Linked DNA regions of Homo sapiens: region 1 is linked to region 2. A link is an interaction called in ENCODE POLR2A ChIA-PET data of the cell type or tissue named here. Cell type or tissue: MCF 10A. All regions are shown on one strand. Links, peaks and the distances in the headings refer to the core of each region. The heading gives the core; the rest is flanking DNA.

Region 1 (5,492 bases), core at 182-5,181, 96 kb after region 2:
ATCACTTTCAGGTACACCAATCAGACGTAGATTTGGTCTTTTCACATAGTCCCATATTTCTTGGAGGCTTTGCTCATTTCTTTTTATTCTTTTTTCTCTAAACTTCCCTTCTCGCTTCATTTGATTCATTTCATCTTCCATTGCTGATACCCTTTCTTCCAGTTGATCACATCGGCTCCTGAGGCTTCTGCATTCTTCACGTAGTTCTCGAGCCTTGGTTTTCAGCTCCATCAGCTCCTTTAAGCACTTCTCTGTATTGGTTATTCTAGTTATACATTCTTCTAAATTTTTTTCAAAGTTTTCAACTTCTTTGCCTTTGGTTTGAATGTCCTCCCGTAGCTCAGAGTAATTTGATCGTCTGAAGCCTTCTTCTCTCAGCTCGTCAAAATCATTCTCCATCCAGCTTTGTTCCGTTGCTGGTGAGGAACTGCGTTCCTTTGGAGGAGGAGAGGCGCTCTGCTTTTTAGAGTTTCCAGTTTTTCTGTTCTGTTTTTTCCCCATCTTTGTGGTTTTATCTACTTTTGGTCTTTGATGATGGTGATGTACAGATGGGTTTTCGGTGTAGATGTCCTTTCTGGTTGTTAGTTTTCCTTCTAACAGACAGGACCCTCAGCTGCAGGTCTGTTGGAATACCCTGCCGTGTGAGGTGTCAGTGTGCCCCTGCTGGGGGGTGCCTCCCAGTTAGGCTGCTCGGGGGTCAGGGGTCAGGGACCCACTTGAGGAGGCAGTCTGCCCGTTCTCAGATCTCCAGCTGCGTGCTGGGAGAACCACTGCTCTCTTCAAAGCTGTCAGACAGGGACACTTAAGTCTGCAGAGGTTACTGCTGTCTTTTTGTTTGTCTGTGCCCTGCCCCCAGAGGTGGAGCCTACAGAGGCAGGCAGGCCTCCTTGAGCTATGGTGGGCTCCACCCAGTTCGAGCTTCCTGGCTGCTTTGTTTACCTAAGCAAGCCTGGGCAATGGCGGGCGCCCCTCCCCCAGCCTCGTTGCCGCCTTGCAGTTTGATCTCAGACTGCTGTGCTAGCAATCAGCGAGATTCCGTGGGTGTAGGACCCTCTGAGCCAGGTGTGGGATATAGTCTCGTGGTGCGCCGTTTTTTAAGCCGGTCTGAAAAGCGCAATATTCGGGTGGGAGTGACCTGATTTTCCAGGTGCGTCCGTCACCCCTTTCTTTGACTCGGAAAGGGAACTCCCTGACCCCTTGCGCTTCCCAGGTGAGGCAATGCCTCCCCCTGCTTCGGCTCGCGCACGGTGCGCGCACACACTGGCCTGCGCCCACTGTCTGGCACTCCCTAGTGAGATGAACCCGGTACCTCAGATGGAAATGCAGAAATCACCTGTCTTCTGCGTCGCTCACGCTGGGAGCTGTAGACTGGAGCTGTTCCTATTCGGCCATCTTGGCTCCTCCCCAACACTTATAGTCTTATTTGTCTTCGCTTCCAAACAAAAATATCCATTTCCTATATATTATTTTGAATAGGGGTAAAAATTAGGAACCATGTTTCCATGATTTCAGGATTCCAGATGTTCTGGGGACAGAACAATTCTTCCTGAATTTGTTTGCAATCTAAAACTGAAATTGGATTCCAAATATTATTATTTAGTATGGTTCCATCAACTGCCTGTTGGGAGAACACGGGTATTATTAAAAATGATCCCAATTTCCACTAGCTATACTGCATTATATTTCTGGTTACTGTATATGTGGGTTGCTGAAGCCCTAAGAGTACAGGCTGTGTACCCTGGTAGCAATTTTCCAGGAAGAAGAGGGCCCATATGTTTTCCATAAATGTATACCTTGTGCTTCTGCATCCAAAACGACTGGCCACGTTTTAGAGGCCACTTCTGCTTCCATTTGGATTAGCATGGTCAATAACCTTGTTGAATTTGAACCCATGCTTTTTCTGATTGTTGGGCTTTGGCATAGTCCCTCGTTAGCCAGGCAGTTTGATTCACCCATTTAGCAATAGCATCATTATCTTTCCATGCAGCTTCTCAACCCTCACTTTCCTTCTGAAAGAGTATGCTTTTTATTCTACTTAGGTTGGTAAGTATCAACTTTTCTTGTAAATGTCTTTCTTCATTAAATACATTCTCAACTTGTCTTAATGTCCCAAGTCCTGCCTCTATTGCATTTAAGGCTCTTTTTACAATTTAGTTTGTTTGGAAAAGAAGTTTAGTTAAGCTTTGTTAATAATGGAGTATATCTCCTTTCAGTAAAGTTGGTTCATATAAACTGCCATTTACTTTCATAGGTCAACCTGTAATTATCTCATGGGATAATTGACATATTATTCCAGAAGGAGCTGCTCTTAGGTTAAGCAAAACCAGTGGAAGAGCCTGGGGCCAAGTAATAGGAAAAGCTTTCGATAATTTTCTAGCTGGGTTTTATTTTTGATATATTCATTCTACCAATCAGAAGACTGGGCATGGTATGTACAATAAAAATATTGGAAAATAGGCCAGATTATACAAATTAAGTGAATTATCTGTTCAGTGAAATGAGTTCCCTATTTCTATGTAATTTGGAAAGAATTCCTCAAAAGGAAATTATCCATTCCAACAAACATTTTCCTACTGTCTCAAGGAAATTCTTCAACCCAATGAGAGAACATATAAATCATAACCAATACATATTTATAACCCTGAGCTGGAGGTAAGTGGATAAAATCCATTTGTCAAATATTGAAAGGGCCGGTGGGCAAAGGTAAATGCCCTTGAGATCTAGAAGAGGCTTTCCTGGATTATATATAGGACAAATTGGACATTTAGCACAAACCTTATGAACTACTGTGGGTGAGGGTTTCCAGTAATAGTGTTTTCCCCAGGCAAATATTTTCTCAAGTCCCCAGTGAATGAGTTCATGGACATGCTGTAATATAGGAAATTGATATCCCAAAGGCAAAATAGGGATGTGCTTTCCTGTCACTGGGTCTATATTATATTTTGCAAGTTGGGGGAAAAGCATTCTCCCTTAGTCATATTTGCTTTTTCCGCTTTGGAGCCTTTTCTTGAGCCCCTTCACTTTAAACATGGCCATCTCTACAGTTTCATTTGATATTAGCATTAAGCTAATTTTTATTTTTATTTTTTTTGCTCAGCATCAGCAAAATTATCTCCTTCACTCCAGGGAGTCATGTTTGGAATGTCCAAGACTCTTAACAATAGCCAATTTTTTTTGGTAACTGGATGGCTTCCAGAAGATCAGAAACTTGAGAGCCATGTTTAATAGGATGTCCAGAGGAGGTTAAATAACCTCGCTGTTTCCATAACATTCCAAAGACATGAGCTGCACCAAAAGTGTAATGGCTGTCAGTATAAATATTAGTTATTTGATTTTTGGCCAGTTAGACAACCTCTGGTGAGTACTATTAATCCAGCCAACTGTGCTGACTTTACTTTAGGCAAGAAATTGCTCTCTATGATGTCTACATGAGACACAACGACATAGCTTGTTTGGTATTTTTCAAACTTATCCTTTAGATATGATCCATCTGTGAACCAGGTAACATCAGCATTTTGTAGTGGTATCTCCTGCAAATTCTGACTGGGCATCAAAAGCTGTTCTATTAGTAATAGAACTATACAGCATACAGACTGTATGCTGTTCCATACAGTCATGAGGTAATCTCCTCAGTTGCTTCAAGAAGTAACTTGTGAGATTAAGAGTATTACAGCAAGAGAGGGTAATGTGTGGAGCAGAGAGTAAAAGTACATTGTAATAAAGCCAATCAGTTGACAGAAAAATATTGTGTATGATGTGAATTCAAAAAAGCTTCTGCAGAATGAAGTACATATATAGTCAAGGGAGCCTCCATTAGTTTCCTGAGTAGCCTTGAGAAATATGATAATGCCTGAAATGGCCCTCCAACAAGGGGGCAGCCCGTGAGCTATAGAGTCTATTGCTGACTATCAGAGCCAACAGGTCTATATTTTCCCCCGTGTTTTGGGGCTGGAACACCCAGGATGATGCCATGGCTTCCATAAACAAAGAACAAAAATGGTAGCTGATAATTTGGATGGCTCAAAGCAGGCGCCCTTGTAAGATTTTCCTTTATTTACTGAATAGTTATTTGTTCTTAGGATATCCAATGTATGGGGTCAGGTTGATCTTTCAACAATGCATGTAAAGACTGTTCCATGAAAGAAAAATTGGGTAACTAACTGTGTCAGTAGCCAGCTAAGCCTAAAACACTCCTAAGCTGTCTTTCAGTCTTTGGAGTTGGGTATGCAAAAATTCCAGTTACTTTATCTGAATTTATATGTATTTCCTCCTTAGAAATTAAATTTCCCAAATGTTTTATTTCTGTTAAGCAATATTGGAATTTTTCTTTAGATAACTTATGTCTTGTTTCAGCTAATTGTTCCAGCAATTACAGGGTGTGTTTTTTACAATCATGAAGAATGGAAAAGCATAACAAGAGATCATCCACATACTGAACTAGAGTGGAATTTCCTCAAAATTTAGCTCAGCCATCTCAGCCCTTAATATTTTGAAAAATAGTTGGGCTTCCAGTATAACCTTGAGGCATAACAGTCCAGGTATATTGACAGCTGTTCCAGGTAAAGGCAAACAAATATTGACTGTCAGGACCTACTGGTATGCTAATAAACAAAAAGCACTGCATAAATCAGTTAGTGAAATTCACTGCCTACTGGTATGTTAAATAAAGGAGTGTGTAGGGATTTGGGACTACTGAATGATGGGGAATCACAATCTTGTTAATGGTTCTCTAATCTTGTATAAACCTCCATTCCTTCCTATTAGATTTTCATGCTGGGAGGATGGGAGTATTACAAGGACTGGTGGAAGAGATAATCCATCCTTTATCAATAAAATATTTGATTATTGATTTTATTTCTATTATCGCTTCCTGTTATTGTTTAATATTTGGACATGGAAGTGGTTTATTTGGATCCATTCATATCCATATTGGGGTAGCTGTTAAGATTTTTATGACATTGGTGGATGATTCAGACCATAAATAATTAGGGATTTGGCTTAATAAAGCATCAAGATGGCTGGGCATGGTGGCTCACATCTGTAATCCTAGCACCTTGGGAGGCCAAGGTGGGCAGATCCCTTGAGGTCAGGAGTTCGAAACAAGCCTGGCCAACATGGTGAAACCCTGTCTCTATTAAAAATACAAAAAAATTAGCTGGGCGTGGTGGTGTGCACCTGTAATCCCAGCTAGTTTGGAGGCTGAGGGAGGAGAATTGGTTAAACCCGGGAGGCAGAGGTTGCAGTGAGCTGAGATTGTGCCACTGCACTCCAGCCTGGGTGACAGAGTGAGACTCTGTCTCTAAATAAATAAATAAATAAATAAATAAGAAGGAAAGCAAGCATCAAGTTCTTTATTTGTCTTAATATTTGATGACTGAATTTGGATGATTATCTGCTCTGAATTTTCTGATTTATAATTTTGAATCAATCCTCTTTCAGTTATTTTTTTAAAATATTTTTCTTCTTTCTGAAAAAGAAGTATGAGCACTATA
Region 2 (5,244 bases), core at 245-5,244:
CTTTCTGCTGTACATATATGTTCATATTTAATTCTCCAACAACCCTGTAAAACAAGTATCATTATCTCCATTTTACAGATGAAGGAACTGAACCTCAGAGAGAAGAGATAACCCTGGTCGGCCAGTAAACTGTAGAGATCCAATTTGAATTCTCCCCTCTGTCTGGCTCCGACACATGGGGTTTTCTTAACTCACACTGTGTCACCTGCAGAGTGTTTCCCTTCGGGGGAGAGAAACCCAAAATAGTGAAAACGAACAGAAAAAGTTTGAAGAGTTCTGCTTCGGCACTTGAAGCCAATCTCCCTACAGTCTTCTTCCTGTTCATGCTTCCAAGATGCTATCAGGGAGGCTGGGCGCTGGGGACATTTACACTCCTTGCCTCCCCAACCCCAACCTCGAGGATTTCTGTAGGGGTGAAATCACCTCATTAAAGCTGTACCTTGTTGCGGGGGCGGGGGTGGATGGGCAGAAGAACTCATGAGGTGATCATATACCGGCCTCAGTGATTCTCTCCTCCTCCCGGCCCCATGTCTTGTTTTTAAACTCCAGCAAGGAAGAATCTTCTTTCCCTCCAGCCAGCCTTTCAACCCACTGCTCAAACAAAGCATTTTCTCTCAGAGGATGATTGCCAAGACCCACAGTTTAGTTCATGTGGGAGTGGAGAGGGGCCATAAATAATAATAGCCAAGTTTACTGAGTGCTTATTATGTAATAGCCAAGCACTGTTCCAGAGACATTACATATAGACCCATTTCACACACACAGGTGCACACACACACACACACATACACACAGTACAAATGAGGAAACAGACCCAGAGAGGTTGCCCGCCATTTGCCAGCTCTTATGAAGGGACTTGGACAGCCTGGCTCCCAGATGCTGCCCTGCCTCTCAAAGATCATCTCCCCTGGCTACCCCACCCCATTTTACAGGTAAGGCAATGAGCCCAGGGAGGTGAGGGACTTGCCTGGCCAGTCAAGGGCAGAGCTAGTCAAGTTGTCAGATCTTCTGACCAAAAAACCCAAGGCTTTTTCCTCCACCCTGGGGGCTCAGCACACCCAAGACTCCAGGAGTATGCCAATTGCACTTCACCCAGTTCAAAGTTTAGATCCCCCCTAATGCTTTAAACTAGAAAATTCTTTTTTTTTCTTTTGAGACAGGGTCTAGCCTTGTTGCCCACGTTGGAGTGCAGTGGTGTAATCTTGGCTCACTGCAGCCTCCTCCTCCTGAGCTCAAGCCATCCTCCCACCTCAGCCTCCTGAGTAGCTGGGACCACAGGGGCACACCCCTACACCTGGCTAATTTTTATAATTTTGTAGAGATAGTCTCAAACTCCTGAGCTCAAGAGATCTGCCTGCCTCAGCCTTTCAAAGTGCTAGGATTACAGGCATGAGCCACTGCGCCTGGCCTAGGAAATCCTTAAATGCCTATTTATTTGGACATGCCACTGGCAGACATCTGCACTGTACCTGAGCATCCCCGATGGGCTCATAGAATGCTAACTATAGCTTCCACCTATAGGTTAAACAGAGATTCTGCCCCTCTCCCCTCCTTGGCAGATGGATACAAACAGAAGCCAGGAGGAACAGCAGCACCTCACACATCTAGTAGCACTCCGGCAACGACTCTGAATACTCCCTGCAAGGCCGGCAAATATTTTGATAATCTTTCCCCTACAGGATTCTCCTGTGGAGAACAAATGGACACAGTCGGGAGCTGTCTTTCAGCGGAATTCCACAGGAAGAAACATTTCATCAGTGGAGAGGGTTTTGACTCAGGCCTTTTGGGGAGGGAAGCAGATTGCTCTGAGCTACTGCGGAGGGTAGGCTCTGCCCACAGGCGTCTGCCGTCCCCTCAGGACCTAGCGCAGGGCAGGCATGTGGGCACCCTCAGCGGACCTCACCAGGTGGGAGGCAGATGGTGTGCTGTTAAAAGCACAGCCTTCGGGGCAGCCAAACCTGGGTTTTGAGCAGTGGCTCTGCTGCTTGAAGCTGTGTGACCTTGGGCAAATTCCTTCACCTCTCTGCTCCTGTTTCCCCACTGTAAAATGGGCGTAATGAGAATATTTGCCTCTTGGACTGGCCCTTGAGAATTAGACCCAATGATGTCAAAGGAGCATGGAGCACAGGGCCTGCCACACGCAGGCACTGAATAACCACAGCGGTCATCGTGAGGTCCCCACTTGCCTTGAAGGGAGCTGTGTGGCTGAGTTCTCCGCTGTCACTGGTTCCCTTATTGAGCTTGCCTTAGGGGGCCCAAGGCCTCCTTCCAACCCAAAACGTGCCTTCGAGAGGGGCAGAGACCGGCCACCCCACGTGTCTTCCATTGGAATGGAAGTCAGGGTTCACCAGGCTGGGGGAGGGCATTGATGCCCTCATGTGCATCGGTCTGTTGGGCCCTGAGAAAAGCCCTAAAGATGCCTGGCAGGGGACATCTCTTCACAATGACATATTATTATTTTGAAAAAGATGAAGCCGAATTAGCAAGCATTTATAAAAAGTGGAAACAAAATGAAGCCACTGGGACAAAAGAGACACTGCACAGACCAACCACCGTGTGTGATGAGGGGCTGGGCAGGCCCACAGGGGCCTGTTTTATGTGGTGGCCCTCTTTGTCCCCACTCTGCCTGCTTCCCAGGCCTGCCCCTGGGCCTCTCTCCAAGGATGATTCTGTCTCCATTTTTGGTATCTACAGGCCTTGTGGGACTGGGAGGACTGAACTGGGCCCAGCATTCTCCAGGTGACTCACCAGGCAGGCCATGCAGAAAAGCCACTTCCTGCATCCCTGAGTGGCCAGTCATCCTCCTGGTACCTGCCTTAAGAACATGTGAGCCACCCTCAGGGGCAGGGTGGGACTGGGCTGTGCTCCAGGCATGGGCACCACATAGAGAAGGGCTGAGTGAGTGTAGTGGAAGAACCCAGGCCATCCAGGAGCCTGTGGCTTGGGGTGGGGTTGGGGGTGGACACAGTGTTCCTGGTGCTTTCTCCACAAAAGAAACCTCACCTTCCTAAAGCTATCGATCCACCCACTGGCGCTGTGGCAATGAAATTCTCACGGGGGAAAGTCTCAGGGCCAGCATACCTACCCCTGCACACTTCATGCCCCCAAGCACAGCACGCCATTGCAGCAGGCCCCTTCCTGAAGCTGCGCCCCCATGAATACGCCCTGTACCCATTCTGAGAATCAGGTCTGATATTATGGGAAGAAAATGTGTGCCTAGGCATGGCGGGGAGGGGCAAGTTAGGCAGGTCAGGAGGGAGAGTTTTGACAAGAAATCCAAGCACATGGGCCACAGAGGAGTCTTAAAAACAACCTCAGCCCAACTGTCTCCTGACTGTTCCCCCAACTTATCAGCTCAGGCCCAGGTCAGAGGAGGTCCAGGCTGGCCTGGCACAGCAAGTTGAGCCTGGTTCCCAGACCCTGCAGCTGGTTTTGAGCAATGGAAGTGGCAGTGAGTCTGTGCTCATGGAGTTCCTGGGCTCAGGCCCAGGTGGGGGTGGGGATGGGGGTTGGGGGGATGTCCCCTGTCTTCGATTTGACTCTGCTGCTCCAGTCACAGAGCTCTCTCAGAGGCAGACATGAAGCCAAAGCACTTCATTAAGACAGGAGGTCAGATAACAGCCCCAGCCCTCTTTGGAAACCGCACACCGCCCAGTGGCATGGAACAGGCCAGGTCCCAGCCCTCCCAGGAGTGCCAGGCATTGTATTTCAGAACTGAGCTTCAGCTACTCCCACAGGAAGGAGACGACTTGCTCCTACCTTGTTTTTAATTTCCAGAATACTGCAATCCCCTTAGGAAAACTCATGTTTTCATGATAGAATGGCAGCTGCCCACGCATGTCAGAGGCTTCAGACCTGATCCTGATCCTGATCAAGCCTGGAACAGTGATCTCTGGGCAGCAGATGAACAGCCCAGGGACCAGCAAAGAGAGCCTGCCCTCTGTGGTCCAAGGCTGGCCACCGCGGCCTGTGCTAGGCAGAAGAGCTCACAGGTGTGTCCTGCTTTACTTAACTCAAAGACAGCTGCTCAGAAGTTGCCTGGAATTGGAACTGTGATCAGGCCAGGCCCTCCTTAGGTTTCCAGAGGGACTGCTTATCATATATACTACCTGTGTGGTGAGGGGTCTCACTTGAAGACATAAAAAATGCACTCCAAACAGGAAAACAACTTTTAAAAATTATTGACATTTAACGATCAGCTGTGTGTGTATTAGGGATTTTTAAAAAGTGAAACACAGCCAGGCACAGTGGCTCACACCTGTAATCCCAGTACTTTGGGAGGCTGAAGCAGAAGGATGCTTGAAGCAGGAGTTCAAGACCAGCCTGGGAAACAAAGCAAGACTCTGTCTCTATTTAAAAAATTAGCAGGTGTCGTGGTACACTCCTGTAGTCCTACCTACTCGGGAGGCTAAGGCCAGCGGATTGCTTGAGCCTAGGAGTTTGAGGCTGCAGCAAGCTATAATCTTGCCACCACACTCCAGCCTGTGACAGAGCAAAACCCTGTCTCTTAAAAAGAAAAAAAAAAAAAAGAGATAACCCTGCAGGCTTTCAAATTATATACACATATAATGATAATATACTACATTTATATTATGTAATTTGGTTTACAGAGTGCTTCTATATGCCCATTCATTTATTTATCCAACAATATTATTGAGCCCCACAAAGACCCAGATATTCTCCTAGGCACAGGGAGATACAGCGGTGAGCAAGGTGCATAAGGCCCTCTGCCACTTCTGTTGACCTTACTGTCTGGTTGGGGGAGGCAGACAAATGACAAACAACAGACAAATGAATCAGCAAGACAAGTCCAGGGAGTGACGAGTGCACGAGTCAGGTAATGGCTACAGCCAGACTATCTAATACAGGAGCCACATGTGGTTATTTACATTTAAGTCTAAATGAATTAAAATTAAGTGAAATTAAACATTCAGTTATTCACACTAGCCACATTTCAGGTGCTGAATAGCCAATGTGGCTAGTGGTTAGTGGTATATAGGACATTTCCATCATCACAGAAATTGCCATAGGGCAGCACAGGGCTAGTGAGAGACTTAGGACTGATTTGGAATAGGTGGTCAGAGAAGGCCTCTTTGTGGAGGTGCCTTCATTTGGAATCTGAAAATGAGAAGAAACCAGCAGCTCACAGGCCTGAGTGGGAGTGGGTGTGGGCAGACAGTTTCACTCACTCTAGGGCAAAAGTCCACATTTAGACATAAGTTTGGCAAATTTGAGGAACAGAAA

The links. Peaks named below come from ENCODE experiments on the same cell type or tissue, not always from the same donor. Only the 100,000 strongest peaks of a DNase experiment are listed, where the experiment ranks them.
Region 1: POLR2A ChIA-PET joins it to region 2 with 7 read pairs; 2 of 35 experiments call an interaction of 5 or more read pairs at or near these places.

The regions. Positions count from the first base shown.
Region 1 is chr1:93,795,276-93,800,767 of GRCh38, forward strand. It overlaps a transcript of BCAR3 not described here. Among named protein-coding and RNA genes, the nearest start is that of MIR760, 49 kb to the right of the region's middle. RefSeq lists an enhancer at 593-1,181. In MCF 10A, for the core only: no CTCF peak of the experiment used is centred there; a DNase peak (open chromatin) is centred at 3,216.
Region 2 is chr1:93,699,058-93,704,301 of GRCh38, forward strand. It overlaps LOC102723480 (a long non-coding RNA gene), which reads left to right. Exons shown (of 4, transcript XR_947602.3): 4 at 79-4,598. It also overlaps a transcript of BCAR3 not described here. Among named protein-coding and RNA genes, the nearest start is that of BCAR3, 20 kb to the left of the region's middle. RefSeq lists enhancers at 2,089-3,288, 2,512-3,422, 4,865-4,944. In MCF 10A, for the core only: no CTCF peak of the experiment used is centred there; DNase peaks (open chromatin) are centred at 2,804 and 3,604.